Regions from separate parts of the Homo sapiens genome. Here region 2 is linked to region 1. A link is a loop called in an ENCODE intact Hi-C map of the cell type or tissue named here. Cell type or tissue: spleen. All regions are shown on one strand. Each heading gives the region's core, and the rest is flanking DNA. Links, peaks and the distances in the headings are about the cores only. Region 1 overlaps FLJ33534 (Putative uncharacterized protein FLJ33534). Region 2 has its middle 22 kb from the start of PDIA6.

Region 1 (12,376 bases), core at 1,867-9,866:
GAGAGGACGGTGTGTCCTGGGGGGTCCTTGCTGTGTGTCCTGGGAGGCTTTGTCAGGCTGACCGCAGGCTGTGGCCCTGAGCAGCTGGGAACAGCCATGCAGTTTGCTCAGATACCTCCAGCCCTGGCCACAGGCTCCAGACACAGGGACCAGGGCAAAAAAGGCCAGCAAGGGCATCTGTGACAAACCATCACAACTGATTGAGTTCCTGATGTATGTAGAGGCTGAATAGTTCAACGGATTTTTTTTTTTTTTTTTTTGAGACGGAGTCTCACTCTGTTGCTGGGGCTGGAGTGCAGTGGTATGATCTTGGCTCACTGCAACCTCTGCCTCCCAGGTTCAAGCGATTCTCCTGCCTCAGCTTCCCGAGTAGCTGGGAATACAGGTGTGCACCGCCACACCCAGCTAATTTCTTTTGTATTTTTAGTAGAGACAGGGTTTCACCATGTTGGCCAGGCTGATCTCGAACTCCTGACCTCAGTTGATCCACCTGCCTTAGCTTCCTAAAGCGCTGGGATCACAGGTGTGAGCCACCGCGCCCGGCTGGAGGTTGGTTTTTAAAAATTAAAATGTAATTTAAAAACCATTTCAGACCGAGAGTTGATAGAGGGCTGGACTGATGTGTGACAAAGCAAATACAATACAACGTAACTGCAGAATCTAGGTGGTGGGCGTATGGGTGGGCATATGTTGGGTGTCTGCCCTACCATTCTTTCAACTTTTCTGTATGTCCGAAAAATTTCAAAATAAAATGTTGAGGGGGAAAAAAAAACTCACCTGCCAGTCCAGGTCAGTCACTGCCAGTCTCTTTTTACATGTCCTTCTGCCTGGAAAAACATCCAAATTCACTCTGGGTGAGCCTCACTGCGCCCCAGCCTGGGAGGACCAACCCCGCCCTGCCCCTCCCGCCAGCTCTGAGGCTGGCCTCACCTGGGGATCAGGACACCGGGTTCCAGTCCCTGCTCTGCCAGTGACTTGCTCTGTGCCCTTGAGCGAGGGCTCAGGGCACACCCACATTTTGTGGTCTAACTTTATCTGAGACTTTCCAGGGGAGCACAAGAATCCCTGCGTTTGGGAGGTTGCTGGAGTTGTCTTTTATTGGGTTTTCCTCACCCCAAAAGGCGTAGCAAGTTTAGGGCCTTCAGCTGGGCGAGGCAGAACGTTCCAGCCCAGGCAGCCACAGGGTGGCCCCACCAGCCCGGGAGCAAGCACACCTGCGATGCACAGAGCGAGGCGAGGCTCCGCCCTGCGAGCCAGCCCCGCCCACTTCCTGTAGGCCCCCGCCCCTTCCCGGGTCGGCGGACGAGGGAGGGTCGCGAGCTCCGCCCCGTTCCGCCGGCGCAGGGCTCAGGGGCCCCGGAGCTTGGGAGCGCGAGGGAAGGAGCTGAAGGGGCGGGTCCGTGGGAGGCGAAGGCAGGGGAAATGTGTGTCTGCATTTTTTAATTTGCAGGGGATATTTTCCGTCCCCTTTGTCCCGTAAGCCTCTGCTTTTTGGATGAAAACGTTGGCTTTACCACCCTCTCTCTCCTTCCCGCACGCGCACACCTTGAAGGCATCCTACCAGGCGGTGACCGCAGAGGAAGCACCCAGAGCCACAGTTCTTGCCTTGTCAGCTGCTCCCACCACGTCCCCAGAAAGCTCCGGGTTCGTCAGAACAGCAACATTAAAGGAAGGCCCAATTTATCTATGGAAAAATCCGCTCCGGCCTTCCTCTTGTAGCCCCAACCGTTTTCACTTCTAAGTAGCCGCTTTGGGTCTTACTTGTTGGTTGTACAGTTGCTGTCAATGTGCCTACCATTTTGTACCCAGCTTAAAATTGTTTATTTATTTATTTATTTATTTAGAGGCAGAGTCTCGTTCTATCACCCAGGCTGGAGTGCAGCGGGGCGATCTCTGTTCATTACAACCTCCGCCTCCCGGGTTCAAGCGATTCTCCTGTCTCAGCCTCCTGAGTAGCTGGGATTATAGAGGTGTGCCACCGTGCTCGACTAATATTTGTATTTTTAATAGAGACTGGGTTTCGCCATGTTGGCCAGGCTTGTCCTGAACTCCTGACTCAAGTGATCTGCCTGCCTTGGCCTCCCAAAGTGCTGGGATTACAGGCGTGAGCCACCATGCCTGGCCAAATTTTTTTTTTTAATGTATCAGCAATATTTTTTCATGTTTCTCTTTATATATATATATATTTTTTGACACAGGGTCTTACTTTGTCGCCCAGGCTGGAGTACAGTGGCATGATCGTAGCTCATTGCAGCCTCCACCTCCCTGGGCTCAGGAGATCCATCTCAGCCTCCTGAGTAGCTGGGACCACAGGTGCTTTATAATCTTTACACATCTCATTGTAGCCAGTTTCTTAGAGTTGATGCATGATAATGTGTTTAACCAATTTTTTCTCTTCTTGGGCATTTAGGTTTTGTTCAGGTTTAGCACAAGCTGTGATGAATATCTTCAAGCCTCTGCTTCCTGCTGTGGAATTGTTGCCAAAGGACACATTCCCAGATGGGATTACTGAGTCAGAGGAAGTGGACATTGAGTGGCTCTCAACAGACAGGCTGTGTTGCTCTCACAGTGCCCAGGTACCACCAGCAATGTATACACATACAGGAAGCGCCGGCTTCCCTGTTGTCTTGTTGCTGTGGCGTGTTGGGGTCTCTAAGACCACCCTGGGTTTGTTGATTGGCTAGGAGAACTCGCAGAACTCAGCATACAGTGATACTCGAGGCTATGATGTATTACGACAACTGGAAATGAAGCAAATTCAGCAAAGGAAAAAGGCACATGGGTCAAGTCCAGAGGAAATGGAGTGTGAGGGTCCAAGACCCTCTCACATGCTGGACGCGCCCACTTCCCCCAGAAGTGTGTTGGGACAACACGTGTGGAATGTCATTTGTCAGGGACACTCACTAGAGATTTGGCACCGAGGGTTTTACTGCAGGCTAGTCACAAAGGCCCCCTCTGCCTAGCATGTACCAAAATTCTGGACTCCCAGTACGAAGACATAAACCACAGTGTTTACACAGTTTAGGGGCAGTGAGCCATTCATATCAGGGAAGGGCGGGAACCCTCCCCAAATCCAATTTCCCAGATACGAACCAAGGGCCAACCTTGCAAGCAGTCCTTGCTAAAGATAACATTGCTATAATTTGTATTTCTTTCATTTTTCTTTTGAGAGTAAATCATTTCGATATAAAATAATGAGATGGGACCTGGCCATCCGAAGGTTCATTCACTCTCAAGGCTGGAGGTTGATGCCAGCTGTCGGCTGTGACCTCAGGTGGGTCTGGCGGCCAGCTGCGGCCCCTCCATGTGGCTTGGGCTTCTCTCCAGTGTGAAGTGGCTGTGTTTCAAGGATGAGGAACTGACAAAGAGGGAACCAGGTGGAAGCAGTGTCACCTTTTCTATCCTAACCACAGAAGCCACCCTGTGCCACTTCTACCACATTGTTTATTAGAAACAAGTATGAATACTGGCCCATATTCAAAGGGAGGAGAATTAAACTCCACTTTTGATGGGAGGAGGATCAAATAATTTATAGAGGTTATTTAAAACCATCACAAACATATTAGATTTGCCATGTTTAGGCATTTATTCTGCAAAAAAACATACAAATGTGCAAAGTTACTTGAGGCTATTTTCTGCAGTGTTATTTGTGTTAGTTAAAAAAAAAAAGGAAACAATCTAAATGTCCATCAAGGGTCAGGTGCAGTGGCTCACGCCTGTGATCCCAGCACTTTGGGAGGCCGAGGCGGGTGGATTATCTGAGGTCAGGAGTTCGAGACCAACCTGGCCAACATGGTGAAACCCCATCTCTATTAAAAGTACAAAAAATTAGCCGGGCATGGTGGTGCATGCCTGTAGTCCCAGCTACTCGGGAGGCTGAGGCAGGAGAATTGCTTGAACTCTGGAGGTGGAGGTTACAGTGAGCTGAGATCGTGCCACTGCACTCCAGCCTGGGCAAAAGAGCAAGACTCCGTCTCAAAAAAAAAAAAAAAAAATTCCATCAATAGAAGACTGGTTATGTTACTTGTGGTATCTTTACTATACTTATTACTTGTAAAGATGTCATCTATATAATGTTAAGCAAAACAAACATGATAAAACAACAATAACAAAACGTGTTGCAAAGTGGTATATGCAGTCTGATTCTGGTGTTGTTATTATAATATGAGTTGAATGCATGAGAAAAGTCTGAACGGACGTGCTTCCTCCCGTGTCTACTGCATATCTTTAGGGAGTAGACCGGAATGCAGTGGCATGATCTTGGCTCCCTGCAGCCTCCAACTCCAGGGTTCAGCAATCCTCCCACCTCAGCCTCCCAAGTAGCTGGGACTACAGGCATGCGCCACCATGCCTGGGTAGTTTTTGTGTTTTCTTGTAGAGACAGGGTCTCACTGTGTTGCCCAGGCTGATCTCAAACTCTTGGGCTCAAGCAATCTGCCCACCTTGACTTCCCAGAGTGCTAGGATTATAGGTGTGAGCCACTGCACCTGGTCAATCATGTTAACGCCTAAGATATGATTGTCAGGGGTAGTGCAGAGAGCACAGAATTGAGAATCCAGAGAACTGGGTTCTTGTCTAGGCTCTGACCCTACCTTCCTGGGCTTTTTTTTTTTTTTTGAGACAGGCTCTCCCTCTATCGTCCAGGCTGGAGTGCAGTGGCACCATCACGACTGACTGCAGCCTCCTGCGCCCCGTGATCTTCCCACCTCAGTGCCCTGAGTAACTGGGACCACAGGTGTGTACCACCGCACCCAGCTAATTTTGTTTATTCTTCTGTAGCAATGGACTCTCGCTATGTTACCCAGGTTGGTCTCAAACTCCTGGGCTCAAGCGATCCACCCTGCTTGGCCACCCAAAGTACTGGGATTACAGGCGTGAGCCACCATGCCCGGCCTGGGCCCATTGGTAAGGATTATTCAACAGTAAAGATAGTAAATCTATGACAGTCTCTCTTGGATTATGTATTAGTTTGCCAGAGCTGCCCTAACACAATGCCATGAACTGGGTGGCTAAACAAGAGAAATGGAGCGTGTCACAGTGCTGGAGGTCAGAGGTCTGAGAAGAGGGGTCGGTGGGGTTCATTCCTTCTGAGACAGTGAGGGAGAATCTGTGCCAGGCCCCTTACCCCACTTTTGGGACCTTCCTGGCAATCTTCCATGTTCCTTGGTGTGCAGAAGCATCACCCTAATCTCTGCCTTCATCTTCACATGGTGTTGTTTCTTTGTGTGTCTCTGTCTAAATTTCTCCTGTTTTATGAGGGCACATTCATACTGGATCTCAGCCCACCCTACTCCAGTATGACCTCATCCGAACTCATCACATCGGCAATGACCCTGGTTCCAAATAAGGTCACATTCTGGGGTGCTGGGGATTAGCACTTCAATGCAAATTTTGAGAAGCACAATTCAACCAATCACAGATTATACAGATTTGAATTCCTTCTGGGATCTATTAAGGGATAAAACCGACCTTGTATGGCCAGGCACAGTGGCTCGCACCTGTAATTCCTGCCAGCCCTTTGGGAGGCTGAGGTGGGTAGATCACCTGAGGTCGGGAGTTTGAGACCAGCCTGGCCAACATGGCAAAACCACATCTCTACTAAAAATACAAAAATTAGCTGGGTGTGGGTAGGCACGAGCCTGTGATCCCATCTACTTGGGAGGCTGAGGCAGGAGAATCACTTGAAACCTCGAGGTGGAGGTTGAAGTGAGCTGAGATCATGCCAGTGCACTCCAGCCTGAGTGACAGAGCGAGACTCCATCTTAAAAAAAAGAACCAACCTTGTATTCAGCCCCCACTGTACGTCAGGCATTATTTCCAGTCCTCACCTCACCTCATTCGGTGAACAGTATTAGCTCCATTTTATGGATGAGAAAACAAAGTCTTCAAGAGGCTGAGTGTCTTGTCCAGGGACCCAGGCAATAAGTGGCAGGCCTTGCATGGAATTCACTCATACAACTTCTAAAGTCTGTGCTTTATTGGAACTGCAGAGCTGTGGTTTGACTAATACTTGACTACGCCTAAGGATTTTTCCCCAGGAACTTCCTTGATAATTTTCATTAAATAGACCTTATATTTTCAATCCACTCGAGCCTCTGGGAGACAAGTGAGAAATTCCCTGATGGATAATGGCATTAAAAACAGCAACTGTGTACACTGCTTGAAAAGTGTGCTTTCTTGCATTTCTCTTGTGAAGTGTTGTGACGGCCTTGTGAAGTGGAGCCGATCACATGTGGATTTAGGGGCAGAAACTGGAAGACCACAACCCACCTAGACCGCACAGGCAAGAAATGGACCCCCAGGACCAGAATCCCTTCTGACTATAGTTTCTGGCCTCTTCTTCAGTTGTTATTTGCAGAGAAAAAGCATCTCACATAAACAGTTTTACTTCGGTTATCAAAAAGATACTCAATGATCTATATTTCAAAGACTCTAGATTCCTGGGAGTTGGGGGAATTTTAAGCATTGGGAACATATTCTGGAGCATGTCTTTATGTTCTTTATTCTGTAGCTTCCCATGGGTGGCCAGCCGAATGCATTATGGGAGAAAGCAGGTCTCGTGGATAATATTTCTGAAGATCGGAGCAGGTTGCCAGGTCCACGTCGGCCATGACTGCAGCACGCTCCGGAGGCAGCAGGGGGCACCCTGGAGCTTCGCATCCTCCTTCAGGCCCGCGGCATCTCCCCTGGCTCCACCATCCCCAGGTGTCTCAGGTTGGACGCACGGTAGTTCGCTATGGCCATTTCTGATTAAAGACAGAACAAATGGATTGTCCGGATACGGTGTCTGTGAAAGGAACCCAGCTGTGAGCCTCGGCAGGCAGGTGCGACATTCTAAATCCACAGGGAGGGCCCAGAAGGGACGCAAGAGGTCACCTGCCGTGCAGGGTGCGGGGGGTCTTGGAGGTGGGCAGCAGCTGTTCACCCGTGAGCGACGAGGAGCATCAGCGCTTGAACAGCGGAAGCAGCATTTACAGGTGAACACCAGCCCGAGAGGGCCGGGGGGCCCAAAGCTATGGTGTCCAGAGCCTCCCAGCTCCCACTCTGGCCTCCAGTGGCCATGGAATTGCTAACTATGAGGGCGCAAGCTTCTCCCAGCAAGTCAAGGGGATGCTATGTGCTGCGATAACGGGTCCGGCCGCCTTGCCTTTGGCCTTCCAAGCCCCTCTCTGAGCCCCAGGACGTACCCACACCTGCCGGCCCATGTAGGGTGGTCCCAGCCTGCGTCAGTCAGGCCACACTCCGGAGCCAGGCTTGGTGCAAACTCCCAGCTGAGCTCACCCGCTGGCTGCGGTCTGTGATACTTCCCTGGTGGTCTCTGACGGGGCTGTATGGCCTCCCTCTGGAACCCAGGCTGAACACTCGAGGAGCTGGAGGCAGTCGGGCAGAATCAGCCTCTGGTTGCCAGCATGGGGTGTCAGGCAGGGGCAATCCAGCGGGGAGCCTGGGGAGAGAGGGCGGGGGTGAGGCACTGATCTCAGGCTGTGGGGAGGAATTCACACCTGCATGGCTGAGGCTGGTGCTGCCCCCCTGATCACCAGGAGATCAGCCTCTCCTTCCCCAGCCTCAATTTGCACCCCTGGCCTGTGCGGTTGGCACTGTCTCCCGTGGGGAGCCCCTGCCTGGCTCAGGGGAGACCCTGGTGCAGAGCCCACCTTTGGAGCTGCCCTGTCCTGCTGAGGCAGGAGCCACCCCTGGCCTGGCCCTGGCCCTGGCCCTGGCCCTCCGGTGAGGCTGCAGTAGCCAGGAGAAGGCCAGTCAGAAAGGCCATCTGCCTGGCGGGTGTTTCTAGCCAGCAGGCCAGGGTAAGGAAGTTGTCAGGCGTCCTGCGGGGATGGCCAGGGTTGCAGACAGGGGTGGCAGCCAGCTCCATGTAGCTCTGGGACCCAGGTGTGTGGCAGGGCCAGGAGCATGTTCTGCTGCTCTTCCAGGCCCGACTCCAGCTCATTTCCTTGAGAGACCCTTTCACCTATTCCAACCTGCATTTGCCTGTGTCGTCCTTTGCAGCAGCAGCCTTGTGGCTGTGCCTCTTCTGTGCCCTCCGAGTTCTAGGCTGAGGGTGAGGATTGGATGAGTTGATCCACGCAAGGCTCCTGGCACAGTGCCTGGCATATGGTTAAATAGACTTGAAGTTATAATTACCAGGTATGTGACCCTGTCCTCAATATGAGTGCCACAGTGGGCTGGAGAGTGGCAGCCCTGCTGGGCAGGATCGTAGGGTCTCAGTGACAGGCCTTCCTCGTATCCCTGACAGGGAGAGAGGCTCACTGAATAGTAAGTTGGCTGTGTCTTTTCTGTCTGAGCCTCTCTGGGAAGCTTCCAAGGGGATAAAGGCTTGAGCTGGAACTTGGAGGAGTTTGCAGGTGGCTGGATTGGGGTGGGGGTGGGGAGGAGGGTGCCAGCATGCCAGGTGGGGGAACAGCATGGGCGAAGGTATGGAGATGGGGGAGGGATCTGGACAGGGTGCCTGTGGCTGGAGCACAGGGCATGTGTGGGCGGGAAGCAGGTGAAGAGAGGAAGAGCTCTGGGGGACTTCTGGAGGGGACCCACCGTAGGAGCAGGCCAATGGCTGGCAGGGCTAAGTGGTGCAGGTGCCCCTGATGGATTTGATCGAGGTGGGCACACATGCTCATGTCAGAGGCATGTAAACCAGAGCAACTCCATCTTGCGTAGGAGCTGGGTAAAATGAGGCTGAGACCTACCGGGCTGCATTCCTGGACAGTTAAGGCATTCTAAGTCATGGGACAAGACGACACAGGTCATAACGACCTTGCTGATGAAACAGGTTGCAGTAAAGAAGCTGGTCAAAACCCACAAAAACCAAGACAGCCATGAGAGTGACCTCCGGTCGTCCTCGCTGCTACACTCCCACCAGGGCCATGACAGTTTACAAATGCCACAGCAATGTCAGGAAGTTAGCCTATATGGTCTAAAAAGGGCAGGCATGAATAATCCACCCCTTGTTTAGCAGATCATCAAGAAATAACCATAAAAATGTGCAGCCAGCAGCCCTCGGGGCTGCTCTGCCTATGGAGTAGCCATTCTTTATTCCTTTACTTTCTTAATAAACTTGCTTTCACTTTACAGACTCACCCTGAATTCTTTCTGGGGTGAGATCCAAGAACCCTCTCTTGGGTTGTGGATCGGGACCCCTTTCCTGTAACATATATAGCTCTGTACACCTTGAGGGTCTTAGAGGGAGGGTGGAGAGAGCCCAGGGCTGAGGGCGCCCCTTCTGTCAGGGGTGAGGCTGATGCCTGGAGCCTCAGTCTCTGCCCCACCCACCAAGGCGGAAGGCTGTCCCCTAAAGAGGAGCGATAACCCAGGGTCCTAAAGGAGCAGCGGGGCTCCTTAGTGTGGTGGGAGGTGGAGGTTGGTTGGGGTCAGGGTGGGAAGTGGGTGCCTGGCCAGGTGAGCGTCCCCAGATCTGTGGGACTGGCTTCTGCAGACCTCTGTCCCCGCTCCTGCTTCATCACCCTGACCTGCCCCTGTGCTGAGAGAGGACAGATGAGAGGGTGGGGCCAGAGGCTCTGCAAACTGTGAAGTGCTGTGCTCACCCCCCTTGAGGTTGTTCATTCTCAGTTCAGCTGTGCTTCTTCCCGGGGAGAAAGTCTTCGGAAGCTCAGGGAAAAGGCAGATCAGGAATGCGGAAGTGCCTGGGGAGGGAGCCACTCAGAGGATTACTGTCCACATGGTGAAAGCAACCCACACAGTGGTCCCCCGAGAGCAATCAAGGCCGGGGGAAGGGGTGCTACAGGCCCCTGAGACTGAGGAAGGGGAGGAGATATGGTGAAAGGGGACAGGAAGGGACTTTTGGGGGTTGCAGGCATCTCATTTGTTTGTTAAGCCATTTCCCCATCACACCAGCCCATAAGGTAGGTCATATTTCCATTATACCTGTTGGAAAAGGGAGGCTCAGAGAAGGTGAGTAACCTGCCAGGGTCACACAGCAGAGCTGGCATTTGAACTCAGGGCTCTGACTCATGGGTCCTGGGAAATCCCTCCATGGCAACAGAAAAGATCACAGAGAGGCTGGGGCCAAAGACAGATTCTGCCTAGCTCCCAGGTGGCCTGTGGCCAGCTCTGCAATGATTTCTTCTAAGGCTGTTAGTCTTTAAAGAATGGCAAAGCCCAGGAGTGAGTTCGTCTGCTACTGCGAAGTGAGTTGTTTCTGAGACGCACTTCTGGGAGGTAGTGACATTGCTGTCACAGAAGGGACTGAGCAGAAACTGCTGCTACAAATACGTCTTGTTTGAGAGTGAGCTGGGGCTGGGTGAGCTCGGAGGCCCTTCAGCTCTGGGGTTCCTTCATTCCAAGTCTCTTTCCTTTCACAGGCCTGTTTCCTCCTCATGAGAGGTGGAGCGGTGGTTCCCAAACACGATGTGGGAAGTGTGTTAAAATGCAGATCCTGGGCTCGACCCTGAAGCTCTTCCGGCATCCACCTTCCCAGGTGACCAGACTCTGGGGAAGGCATCACCTCAAGACTCCTGCACCCTTCCTCCAGAGTCCTGGGATTCAGCTAAATCCTGGGAAGGTAGGACGGGCCTGCGCCTCCCGCCTTCCTTTGCTGTAGGGTTGGTCCTGTCTCTGCTCCCTCAACCCCTAGTTCCTGTCCATTTCTCTTGAGACAGCTTGTCTGTCTCGGGTCCTCTAAACCTACTCTCAGGCCCTCACTTCCTGTCACCTGGGCAGCAGAGCATGTTTTCTTCAATAGCACCCTCCCTAAGAGACTCTTCAAATCATTTATTTGTCATGATGCATGATAGTTAAATGAAATAACAGAGGCAATGAAGCACCTGCTCAGAGGCTGGCACCTGGTGCACTTTTGACAAGTGACACTTTCATCTTGACAGTTGGGAGGAGCTTGCATGGATGAGTGGGGACGTGGGTGTGCTGGGTGGCACCAGGGCACACACAGCTTGACATATGGACACTGTCTGGCAGCAGGTTAGATTAGAGGTGGACGGGGTACGGATGTGTGGACAATTAAACTAGGACTCAGGGACGCTCTGCCCCAGGACTGGGCAGGCAAGAGCTCTGGGAAGTCAGTGGGCAGACAAAGGGTGTGGTTGGGTGGGCAGGGCTTCCTGGGGGAGGTGATGGTGTTGACCTGACCAGGGACCCATGCCCTTTCACCACTTTGTTGTTCTTTTTTTTTTTGAGATGGAGTTTCGCTCTGTTGCCCAGGCTGGAGTGCAATGGCACCATCTTGGCTCACTGCAACCTCTGCCTCCCAGGTTCAAGTGATTCTCCTGCCTCAGCCTTCTGAGTAGCTGGGATTATAGGCAAGTGCCACCACGCCTGGCTAATTTTTGTATTTTTAGTAGAGACAGGGTTTCACCATGTTGGTCAGGCTGGTCTTGAACTCCTGACCTCAAATGATCCTGCCGCCTTGGCCTCCCAAATGTTGGGATTACAGGCATGAGCCACTACGCCCAGCCTCTTTTCTTTTCCTTTTTTTTTGAGACAGGGCCTCAAGCTTTGTCACCCAGGCTGGAGTGCAGTGGTGTGAACATGGCTCACTGCAGCCTCAACCTCTGGGATCAAGTGATCCTCCCACCTCAGCCTCCCGAGTAGCTGGGATTATAGGTGTGCACCACCATGCCCAGTTACTCTTTTTGATTTTTGTAGGGATGAGGCCTCCCTTTGTTCCCCAGGCTATTCTCAAACTCCTGGGTGCAAGTGATCTTCCCACCCTCAGCCTCCCAAAGTGCTGGGATTACAGGTGTAAGCCACCATGCCTGGCCACTGTTTGTTCTTCTTACAGCTCATGGAGAAGACAATTATAATACTTTAGCTCATCCCAATCATCACACCGTGGCTTTAGCAATGTTGGGAATCTGATGTACCCGTGTCCTGCTGTTATAATGATGTCGGTGGTAATAGGTACACATCTTGAGTACCTCTTTAACCACTCGAATGCTTTATTTCATTGACCCCTGACAACAACGAAATGACATGGTACGATGGTTAATTTTATGGATCACCTTGACTGGGCCAAGGGTGCCATATTTGGTGGAGCGTTACCAACTGTGTAATGTGTCTCTGAGGGCATTGCTAAGTGAGGTCTGCATTTGAATGGGTGGGCCGAGCGAGGCAGGTGGCCCTCTCTGATGGGCGTGGGCTGCATCCAGTCAGTTGAAGTCTATGTGGGTCTCTTTTGAAGACCCAGATAGAACAAAAAATCTGGCACGAAAGGGCTCTTCCTGCCTGACTGCTGGAGCTGGGACACTGTTCTTTTCCTGCCTTTGGACTGAGAGGAAAACATCAATTCTTCTTGGGCCTCTTGCCTGCTGGCTTTCAGACTGGCACTTAGTGTTTGGAGATCCGTAGGCTCTGACTCAGACCAGAGCTGTCGGCTTTCCTGGGTTTCTAG
Region 2 (11,054 bases), core at 506-8,505, 290 kb after region 1:
GTTACCTTTTCCCTGTTCAAAGTACCGGTGTGGTTTCTGTCTCCTGCCTAGTCCCTGACTAACACATGGCCCTAATTTAACTCACCATAACTCTCATCTGTCCCAGTCCAGCTGAGGTGGGATATTAAAGAAAGAAAAGAGAAATAGAAATTAAAAGGGGGGGGGGAAACAAGCTGCCTGTGATCTCCTGCTTTACCCCGAGGTCTCTCTTGTCCTCCTGATTTTTTTTGCAACAGAGCAACCCCTAAGCCATCTCACTGCCTCCACGCCCATCCATCTACAGTCTCCTTCCACAGCACCCTGCTTAAAACCCTCCAGAGACTTCTCAGCCAGGGTGAAATCCACGCTCTGCCCCGTGGTGCTCTGCCCTGCCCCTTCCCACACTCACCCTGGACCTGCGTCTCCCCTTGCTCGCTAGGCTCCGAGCCCAACAGCATCCCCGCCCCAGGGCCTTTTTTGGGCCACTCTTTGGACCTGGCCTGAATCCCCCAGGGCATCTGCTGCCACCACCTCATCATGTGAGCCTCTGCTCTGCCTCTCCCCTCGGGGAGGCGTTCCCTGACCAACTACTGGCTAAGGCCCCCTCCTGGTCACCCGCTGTCACATGGCCTCCTGTTGTTATCCTCCCCGCATGCACCTGTACCTAGAATTGTCATGGCTGTCTGTTCTGTGTCTGCTCCCCACTCCACCCTCGGCAGCGTTAAACCCTGAGACCAGGACCAGGCACTGCCTAGCATCTCCAGCACCAAGGACAGTGCCCGGCACACAGGAGGGGCTCAGCGAGTATTTGTTGACTGACTGTTGATGTTGCAGCCTTTATTCGAGTACAAATCTACAGAATACGGTAATTACATACCCAGCATTTTAAAAATTCAGATTTTCAGAAATAACAACCACCTGAAAGAAACCCTGGATCTTGTGGGTTTTCTTCATAAACTTCAGCACCTTTGTCCTTTCTCATCAACGCTGTGGAAAATGCTGTACGGTCAGGCCTGCCGCTGAATGAAGTCACTTCCTACTGAACCCTGGGGTGGCCCTGTGCGACTCCTCCGATGGACAAGGCTGGCCCTGGCAAGGGGAACGTCCACACAGGCCTCTCCAGCAGAAGAGCAAGAAACTGGAAGGTTCTCTGATGATAAGTCCTGCTCTCTGAGAAGCAGCACAGTCAAATGTAGAGAACACAGGACTAGGGGCTGTGGTTAGAGCTTTTGCCATAGACTGAGTGTTTGTGTCTCCCCAAAATCCATGCATTAGATCCTAATGCCCAGTGTGATGGTATTGGGAGGTGGGGTCTTTGAGAAGTGGTTGACGGGATCCGTGCCCTTACACAAGAGGCCATGGAGAGCTGCCTTGCCGCTTCCACTGTGTGAGCATGCATTGAGAAGACCCAAGAAATGGGTCCTCACCAGACACCAGATCCGCAGGCGCTCTCATCTTTGGATTTCCCAGCCTCCAGACTATGAGAAATAAATTTTTGCTGTTTTTAAGCCACCCAATCTGTGGTGATTTTTTTACAGCAGCCTGAACAGACTGACAGCTTTGTTCCCCAGTTTGTCACCTCCTGTGTCCTTGGGCCACACCCTTAACCTCAGTCAGTGACAGTTCTCCCCCTGCAAATGAGTAAACTAAGGAGACCTTGCTTTGAGGGAGATGTGTCCTGTAGAGAGAACACTCTAATTAATGCTAATTAAGCTGTTTCCTAATACAAGCCAAAGTAATCATTAAGAAAACAATGTCAATGGTATTAGCATTTGGTTACACTCTTGGGAACAGCTCAGAAAATAAAAGCCTATGAATGATTCCAGAACATGCTTAGAGCTGCTTCCTTGCTGCTGCCACCCAGATCTGACTCCTTAATAAGCCTGAGAAGTCTCCACGAGGAGCTGTTCTTGCCTGGAGCCTCTGGAAAATTGACATAACTCACGACGTGTGTCAGATTGCAGCAAAGATGGAGCTCAGAGAGGTTCCATTCCTGCCTGCTCCATTTTTGAAAACCAAGAGAAACTCATCAGAGTGGCAAGAGAGTGGCCAGCTCTGAGGAAAAGAACCCCTGGGTGGACCTCAACACCCACCCCCGGCACTTTCTGAGCCACTGCTTTCCTCTGCAAAGTGGGGCTATAATCTCTACCTTCAGGGAGAACGCAGATTACAGATACTATATGTACACAGTAGGTAACCAATGAATGGTGTCAAACGTCCACCATCTTGGGGCATGCGGAGTGCAGGGATCCGGCCACAGACCCGGGCCCTCTTCCAGCTGCCCAATCAGAGCCCGCTGCAGCCCACTCCTCACCTGCAGGCCCCTTGCCCCCAACTCATGGGCAGGGTCCCTCTGAAGCTGTTACCCTCATTACTAGAATGTAAGGTCACGGGGCAATCTGTGTGGTCCACAGGTGCATCCCTGGCACCTAGAACACACAATCAAACATTCAGTAAATGTTTGTTGAGGGTCATATGAATGAATGAATGAAGGAAGCGCCCAACGCCAGCCTTTTAGCCAACATTCTCTCATCACGAGAATTTTCTAGGGGCTCAGACACCAGTCCCTGGGTCCCTCCAATTCCAAAGACACACACAACTATCCAGACAGTTCCCTCAAATGCCTCCCCCAGACTTGGGAGAGACTAGTGCACAGGCAGCCTCTCCAGAGCAGTCCCTGCACCAGCCTCCTCAAGCTCCCCAAACTCTCACCCTGCCTTATTCTCCCTGGAGTGGGTGAGGGCCCATGCTGGTAGAACAGCTCTCAACCGCCCAGGCAGAGATGGGCTACCTGACACCTTGTGCTTTCTTCAGAACCCCTCAGGGCCTCAGCTGAAGCTCAGACAGAGTGCCTGCGTGCGCGCGCACACACACACACACACACACACACAACCTAATTTTCAACACACTTGCACAAATATAGAAACATCATGGGGAAAAATGCAAAATACCTATGATTTCTGGAACAAGATCCAAGATGACAAAGATATTCCCTGCTTATTCTGCTCATGCCCGGGCTCCCCTGCCCACCCCCAGTGCGTTCATGTGATATCATGAAAAAGCAGCAGGGGTGGCATGAACTTGCACACCAGGCTGCCCAGGCTTGAGACCCAGCTCTGCCACCTAGAAGCTTGGAGCCCCTGAACAAGCTGCAATTCTGTGCCTGGGCTTTTCTGACTGCAAAATGAGGATAATCACAGCCCCTGCCTCCAAAGTGTCCCGAGGATCAAATGAGTTGATGATACTTGCACGGCGCTCGGATCGTGGTAAGTGTGCTGCATAAGTGCTCCTTAAATCACCATCTGGAGTTTCCATACCAACCTCTCCCTGGCTTCATCTTATTTTTTTCTCCCCCTCATTTTTATTCCTCTCTGATTTCCTCACGTATGTTTTTTAATCTTGTCATATTGAGTGCATCTTTGCAAACTGCTTCTAATTCTTCAGGGAACTAAATGCTGTGTTTCGTGCTCTCTTTTCCCCGTCGCCTCCTTGAATATTTAGTAAGTCTTTGTGAGGACGTCAGCCCCTCCCTGCTGGGCTGGTGGTGTCCTGGGTAAGGGGGCCGTGGCCGCCATGGGAGCAGCACACAGGCCCAGCTTGCTGGGGGCCGCACTCATGGGAAACAGAGAGGGGTGACAGTGAGAACAGAGGCAGGGACAGAGCCAGCTCCTTGATCCTGCTGCCCCTGGAAGCTTCTCCTCCCAGCATCAAGCCCAGGCAGATTTGGGGTTCTGTTGTTTAGGAGACGTGGGATTTCCTTGCTGTAAGTGGGACAAGTATCATCACTGTTAACCATCATGAATGAGAATGAAACAGAATGAGAAGACAAAAAGCCAGAAAGATGTTCTCATTCCTCTGTGCTCACACAGCTCATCAGAGAGGGTTGAGGCATGGGACCCCACGTTCTAACCCCAAGGAGTCCCCATAACCCTGTCTGCTACCCTGAGACACAGGTCCCTTCTTGCTCACATGAAGTAAGCCATCTATTTTTTTTTAATCCCCATAGAACACAAGCGGCAATGAAAAGACACAATATAAAGAAAAGGTTAAGTAGATCAGTGGTTGCCAGGGGTAAGCGAAGGGGAAGATTGGCACAGGTTTCTTTTTGAGGTGACTGATGAAGTGTTCTGGAATTGCTGGGGGGGTTACACAAACTTGTGAATACGCTAAAAACAACCAAATTGGACAATTTAAAAGAGTGAATTCTATGGCATGCGAATGATCTCTTAATTAAAAAAAAAAAAAAGCCTGCAAAAGTTTCATTTAAAACCACAGAAGGCCGGGCACAGTGGCTCATGCCTTTAATCTCAGCACTTTGAGAGGCCACAGCGGGCTGACTGCTTGAGTTCAGGAATTCGAGATCAGCCTGGGCAACTTTGTGAGACTCCGTCTCTAAAAATAGATACATAAATAAATAAATAAATAATAAAATAACACCACAGAGCCCAAAGCCCCAGACCCATCCTAGACAAGGATGCTCCAGGCCTGACGTTGCCAGTGTCTGCAGCAGGCCATCGTAGGACCTGAGTGTGCCTTAAGGGAGTGTGGGATCTGTGGCTGAATTTCAGGAAGATTCAGCTTGTATTTCTTACATGGGAAAGACCCTCGGAAAAGTAGGGGTTGATCTCCCTTCCCCTTCATCACTGGTGGTGGCACCCCCACGGGCACCTAGTGAGGCCAATAGGATCATCTCAGGCACCAAGGTACTCCACGGTCTGAAAGTATTTTTTTTTTTTTGAGACAGAGTCTTGCCCTGTTGTCCAGGATGGAGTGCAGTGTGGCTCGATCTTGGCTCACTACAAACTCTGCTTCCCGGGTTCAAGTGATTCTCTTGACTCAGCCTCCCGAGTAGCTGGGATTACAGGCGCCCGCCACCACGCCCAGCTAATTATTGTATTTTTAGTAGAGACGGGATTTCACTATGTTGCCCAGGCAGGTCTCGAACTCCTGACCTCAAATGATCCGCCCGCCTCGGTCTCCTAAAGTGCTGGGTTACAGGCGTGAGCCACCGCGCCCGGCCCCCTCTCTAAGTATTGTGATTTCATAGGATCCCCTGGCGGTCCCATGAGGGAGACAGGGCCACAGCCACTGTCCCCATTTGGCAGCTGAGTGAAGGTGGAGCTCAGAGGTGGATCCAAACCCAGGCTGGGTTTCCTCGTGGGTCGGAGATGTCTGCTTTACTTTTATTAAAACATCGTCCCGATCTGGCACACCTAAAGCTGTGTATCCGAGTGTGCCGGGCCGGCTCCCTGGGCCCCACCTGCCTTCAGGCCTCCAGCTCTTGCCTGCAGCGACCCCTGGTGGGTGCGCCGGCCTCGTCACCTCCAGGCTGGGGACTGGGCTTCCCCGGAGGCCGCACCTGGAAGGAATACGCCCCGGATAAGGCCCGCGATGGAAACGGAACCCGGCTGGCTCACTGCCAGCGGCCTGGTCAAGAAGGCGGGCTCCGGAGCCCGACTGCCGGGGGTACTTGCCCACCTCACCCGCCTGCCAGCCCTGTGTCCCTGGAGTCCCCAGCCTTTCCACCATCTCAGGCCTGGGATGGAAACAGCACTTCCTGCAGATGGCTTGGGAGGCCTGGAAGGACGGTTCAGGTAAAGTGCACCGCCCGGGGCCGAGCAGCGGCCACAGTACACACACAGGCGCTGGTGCTGCTCCTTGCTGTAGGCCCGCCCCACCTGTTCATGTTCATCAACCCACGCTATGAAATTAGTTCACTCTACGCCAGGCACAGTGGCTCATGCCTGTAATCCCAGCACTTTGGGAGGCTGAGGCAGGTGGATCGCTTGAGATCAGGAGTTCGAGACCAGCCTGGCCAACATGGTGAAACCCTGTCTCTACTAAAAATACAAAAAATTAGCCGGACATGGTGGTGCGTGCCTGTAATCCCAGCTACTAAGGAGGCTGAGGCAAGAGAATCTCTTGAACTTGGGAGGCGGAGGTTGCGGTGAGCTAAGATCACACCACTGCACTCCATCCTGGGCAACAGAGCAGACTCTGTCAAAAGAAAGAACGGAAGGAAGGAAGGAAGGAAGGAAGGAAGGAAGGAAGGAAGGAGGGAAGGAAGGGAGGGAGGGAGGGAGGGAGGGAGAGAAATTAGTTCACTCCACAAACACATCAAGTGTCCCTTGTGTGTCTGAGGCAGGGAAGGGAGGAGACCTGCCTCTTAGTGTTCATAACAAAGAAGGACCTGGACCCTCCCAGGCCACAGGAGCCTCGGCCTGCATCCAGGCCACAAGGGTTTACTAAGCACCCTGTCAGTCCTGCCAGGCGCTCAGGGACCAATGAGATCCCACCTCTGGGAGTCACTGCAGCCCAGAGGGGTGAGGGGCAGTGCCACAGAGAGGCCAGGCCTCCGTGGAAGGAGGGAGGGAGGGTGGCCAGCCCCAGGGAGGGAGGGAAGCCTCACAGGAGAAGGGCACACGTGTCCAGAATGTTCCCTCTCCACAGAGAGGGTCTTTCTCTCCAAAGCACACTGCTGCAGGCAGCATCCGTGGCCCACATAGAAAGAGGCTCGCCTTTGATCCAGCCTGAGAGGTTCCCTTTTTTGTCTCTGCTCAGAAGCGCAGCCTGAAAGGAGAGTGAGGCACTGCCTCCTTTTGAAATCATGCAATTGCTGCTGAGACCCCAAAGAAAGATACAAATTCACTGGGATCTTTCCCCAGATCTGCGTTGCTCTCACTGTAGAAGCTGTTGGGACTTTGCAACAGTATTTAGAAAACACCTAATGCCCAGTTTAAATCTTCTTCAGAAGTCTGGGGATGGGGGAAGGGAGAGGAAATTATTTTAGAATTCCGCTTCCGTGTGGCAACATCCAAAGATAAGAGAAACACAGAGAGCACTGGTGGGACCTGGGAGGAGGCAAAGATTTCTCTAAACAAGCGTCTGGGGCTTCCAATAACCAGACACTGGCTGCCACTTCAGGGTCTTGGCACCTCGAGCTCCAAGCTCCACTTCCAGACACTTGATGGCTTCCAGCCCTGGGGATGTCATTTAACCTTTCCAGGCTCGATGTCCACATCCACTTAACTTCATACATCTCCCTGCAGAGCCCACTATACAGCAAGTACATGCCCTGGAATCCAGGCCCTGCCTCCGGGAGTTCCAATCTGTGTATGGGTATAAGAGGGATGTGTCTCTATTCATAGGGGCTTACAAGGCTGGTGCCAACCATACTGGCACTCTGGAAACTTCTGAGAAGGGGCTCAAACATGTTCTGAGGAGAGGGCCCAGCCGCCTCTACCTGGCAGAAGTCAGGGAATGAGCCCGCTGTGGGTTTTTGAGGTTCTGGGGGCCACTCCCCTTGGCTGTGAGGCTTATTACCCCACTGTGGTGATGGACTGAAAACCCCCAGAGGGGGTGGGGACACACCAAGCTCAGAGACACAGCAGCAAAGTGGGGGCCTGAGAAAGCTGCCTCCCAGGCCTGCTGATCGGGAAATTCCAAACGGGAAAGGATGATTAACAACTGCGGGAGCCGGAGGAGGGGAGAGGAGAGGGACCGGACAGGGAAAAAGACCCCAGATCCTGGGCCTGCCCGAGGGCAGGAGCCAGCCTGGCCAAAGTGAGACTAGAGGCCACACAGACATGGGCCCCTTCCGCGGAACTGGCCTGTCGAGGGAGCGGGGCTGTCCCTGACACAGAGCCTGGGCTCTACATGGACACCTGTCCAGGCAGGGGAGGGGATGCTTTCTGACTGCTCTGCCTCTGGGAAATGGGGACTCCTGGCCTTTCTCCATGCCCCAATATCATCTGTGAGCTCCCTCCCACCCATCACTTGGCCTTTTAAGGAGAGTGACCCCAGAGGGCTGGAGTTCTGGGAGCCTCCAGAGTCCCGGCTTCTGCGGGTCTCAGTGGCTGGGGGGGCGGGGGGTGGGACCAGCGCTGGCCTCGACCTTGCCTTTTCTGCGTCCGCCAAATGTCCCTGGGGGCCCAGGTGATCCTCACCGCCTCCTTACCCTGTTCCTGTGGCAAGCCACAGCCTGGCCTCCAAGCCAGCTGCCCCTCCCCTCAGGAGATGCCTCATCTGGGGTCGCCCTCTTCTGCCCTGGACCCGACCTCCTGGAAGGAAGACCGAGGCGGGAGATGCTGACTGCAGGATTCAGCCAGCCCAGGGCCTGAGCCTGGGCCCTTCGGTCCACCACAGCCCCGATTTTTTAGTGTAAATATTGTATCTAAGTACAGCACATACAGAGAAAAGCGCACGAGTCCTGAGCGCACAGCTCAAATCCCACACGCATCCCCGCAGCAGCCTGCGCAGAGCAAGGGCAGAGCGCCCCCTTGCGGTCACTTCCTGTCACTACTCAACCGAGGGTGCCCGCTGCAAGGTTAGGTCTCCTGGCCTCGTGCTTCAAACAGGAATTAATAGAATCCCACCAGGTGGTGTTTGTGAGGCGTAGATGGCGAGGATATCTGCAGCTGCAGTTTGCTCATTCTCACGGCTGCACTGCATTGCACTGTGTGAGCAGAACACAATTTATCCTTCCACTGCTGATGGGCATTTGGGCGGTTTGCAGTTTGGGATCTGGCCAGTTCTGCTGTTGTGAGCATTCTTAAGCCTGCCTTTCGGTGAATTCACACGCCCGTGGGGTGAGTATGTGCCTGGGGTTGGGATGCTGGGTGGGTGTGTTCCAGTTCAACATTGCTGGCAGGATTGTTGTCTATTTCACTCCCCGCCATATTCCACCACCTCGAATTGTGCCTGGAATATCATAGGTGCTCAGTAAATATCTGTTGAAATGAATTCTCTCCTCTTTTTTTTTTTTTTTTTTTTTGAGACAGGGTCTTGCTCTGTCACCCAGGCTGGAGTGCAGTGGCACCATCATAGCTCCAGGGGACCCTGGCTTGCCCGCCTCTGCCCTCAGCGCCCAGCAGAGAGCCTGGCACATGAGGAGAGAGAGGTTTGAGGGGAGAGGAAGGAGAGGACATTCACACCCCATGACTGGCTGCCCAAGGCAGGACAGCAGGGGTCCAGGAAGGTGGCTGGGAGGAGGAGGATGACTACGGCCGGGAGCTGGGTTCCGCTTGGAAACTGCATCCTGTCAGGCCCTAGAATCTGTCAGACACACAATCACGCGATGAAGGAGACGTTGGTATCAATTAACTCGTGTTCAGTGAAGGCCAATCCTGTCCAGTGAGCAGATTACTTGTGTCTGCCAGGCAGGGTGTGGAGGCGAGGGGCACATCGTAGCTGGATCTGAAAGCTGCTTATTGCACCCAAATCAGCAGCTGACGACACCTCCCATTCAGGCTACCCAGAGGTCTGACCGATGACCTGCCCCTGCCCCAGGATGTGGGGCTGCCGGGTGAAACGCAGTCTTAGCAGCTGCAAGGGAGGGCTCCAGCCACCATGCCAGAAGAGGCTTACAGGGAGAAGGAGCCGGAGAAGTAATGTGACCAGTGCCGCTGATTCTTAGTGAGCTGAGCAGTTTTGTCAGGTGGGGGCCACCCTCAGAAACAAGCCAGCCTGCGTTTCCCCGAGTCAAGAGAGTGCCGTAGACTACAATGTGCACGGGCCCGGGAGGAGGGCAGCGCCACAGCCCTGGCCACGGGGTCAAGGGGAAGGCTAAGTAGGTGGGGGCAAGTGGTCACAGCGCTCATCAACGCCCGCCCTATCACAGTAGACTCATCTGCGGCTCCAAGTGCCAAGGGTGAGGCCAACCCAAACCCACTGCAGTCAAGGAATCCCGGAAAGAGAGAAGGGGGGTCTCACCAGCGGCTGGAAGCAGAGCGGAGTCCGCTGCGCTCCCACAAGGGCCCTCCCCGCCAGCCCCTGTGGCTCAGGGACAGTGAGGGGCTGGGCCGGTGCAGGAGGGAGCTCATTTCTCCCTAGGAGGGAGACAGAGAGGCTAAGTGGGGAGGAACTGAATGTTCTGAAAAGCTGACGTGGCCAAGCGCCCAAGGAGACCACAGAAGTGCCCCGTGTGCCTCCTGAGCCACCAGCCGGCGGGGGTGGCACCAGGCAGACCTCAGCTCCAGCCCACTCTGCGCAGGTGGAGTCCCCGTGTGTCCAGGGGCACAGCCACGCCCGCGCAGGGGGTGACCCGAGGGCCTGGAGGGGCAGTTCAGTTCAGCTCTAAGTCTGAGGCCACATTCTCCCTATTTCCTTGAACTAATTTCTCACTTTAACTGAAGACTTAAGTATCTCCTACAAAATTGCTTTGCCCTCATGGGCTGGGTTTTGGATTTTATTTTTGAGAGAGTGAGCTCCAGAAAACAACTTAGAATCCTCTTTTGTCCCTTGGCTGCACTCCCCAGGCCGCCAGGGAGGAAAGGCCCTGCTGCTTCCTGCAAAGGCTCTGGGTGCCACCCCATGTCCCTGCAGACGCACTCCTGCCCCATAGCTGTGCCCGCAGGAAAAGGTGCCCGAGAGAACCTTGACCCTCTGGCCAGAACCAGGCAGGCTTGCAAACTCACTGAGTTCCACCAGTTCAAACACAAGCATTCAGCCAAAACAAATGGAGAACTGATAGGCACGGAGGTCCACAGCATATTATTCACGGATGCGTTCATTCATTCCAACATTCATTCATTCATTTTCCCAGGCCGTGCTAGGAGCTGGGACACAGCCCAGTCCTGGCCCCTGTCTTGAAGCTGCGCACCCACACTGGAGGGGCAGACACAGGCACTGCTTCTACATGCGGGTGCAAGGAGGCAGTGTGGAGCAGGAGCGGCCCCTCTACCTCCCAGGGCCTGGGGTGAGGAAGCTTCCTAGAAGGGCTGCCATGGCTTAAGGGTTGAGTGTCAGCCAAGGTAGTGGGGGGCAGAGAAGCATCCTAGGCAGAGACAGCCAGAGAGCAAAGTCTTCCATGCAACACGCTTGAAGAACTTGGGCATGGCGGGAGCACAGAGGACAAGCCCTGCCACCTCGCGAAGGCATGTGGACTTCACAGTGCCGCCACGGAGAAGCTGAGGTTTGATTTATGCCACTTTTAGGTGGTCAGAGGGACTGTTTGACCCGACTTCTCATCCTTAGAGGAATCCAGGGATGGACTTCAGAGCTCACCTCCAAAAGAGATTGGAAATGTAATCACGTACAGTGTCAATATGTACACCTACTATGTACCCACAAAAAAT

The links. Peaks named below come from ENCODE experiments on the same cell type or tissue, not always from the same donor. Only the 100,000 strongest peaks of a DNase experiment are listed, where the experiment ranks them.
Region 2: a loop joins it to region 1, with 13 times the contacts of the local background. A loop is called at or near these places in 104 of 110 quality-filtered maps.

Annotation. Positions count from the first base shown.
Region 1 is chr2:11,118,921-11,131,296 of GRCh38, reverse strand. FLJ33534 (Putative uncharacterized protein FLJ33534) reads left to right here. Exons shown (of 9, transcript NR_040080.1): 2 at 2,199-2,313; 3 at 2,411-2,576; 4 at 6,512-6,714; 5 at 8,008-8,145; 6 at 10,335-10,534. Among named protein-coding and RNA genes, the nearest start is that of FLJ33534, 7.1 kb to the left of the region's middle. RefSeq lists enhancers at 514-1,014, 1,015-1,515 and a silencer at 1,156-1,465. In spleen, for the core only: CTCF peaks have their summits at 6,407 and 6,615 (motif pointing right); no DNase peak of the experiment used is centred there; H3K27ac peaks cover 1,947 bases; H3K27me3 peaks cover 1,087 bases.
Region 2 is chr2:10,829,715-10,840,768 of GRCh38, reverse strand. It overlaps a transcript of PDIA6 not described here. Among named protein-coding and RNA genes, the nearest start is that of PDIA6, 22 kb to the right of the region's middle. RefSeq lists enhancers at 463-963, 5,004-5,504, 9,139-9,639. In spleen, for the core only: CTCF peaks have their summits at 5,288 (motif pointing left), 8,088 and 8,288 (motif pointing left); DNase peaks (open chromatin) are centred at 5,296 and 8,258; H3K4me3 peaks cover 794 bases; H3K27me3 peaks cover 3,933 bases.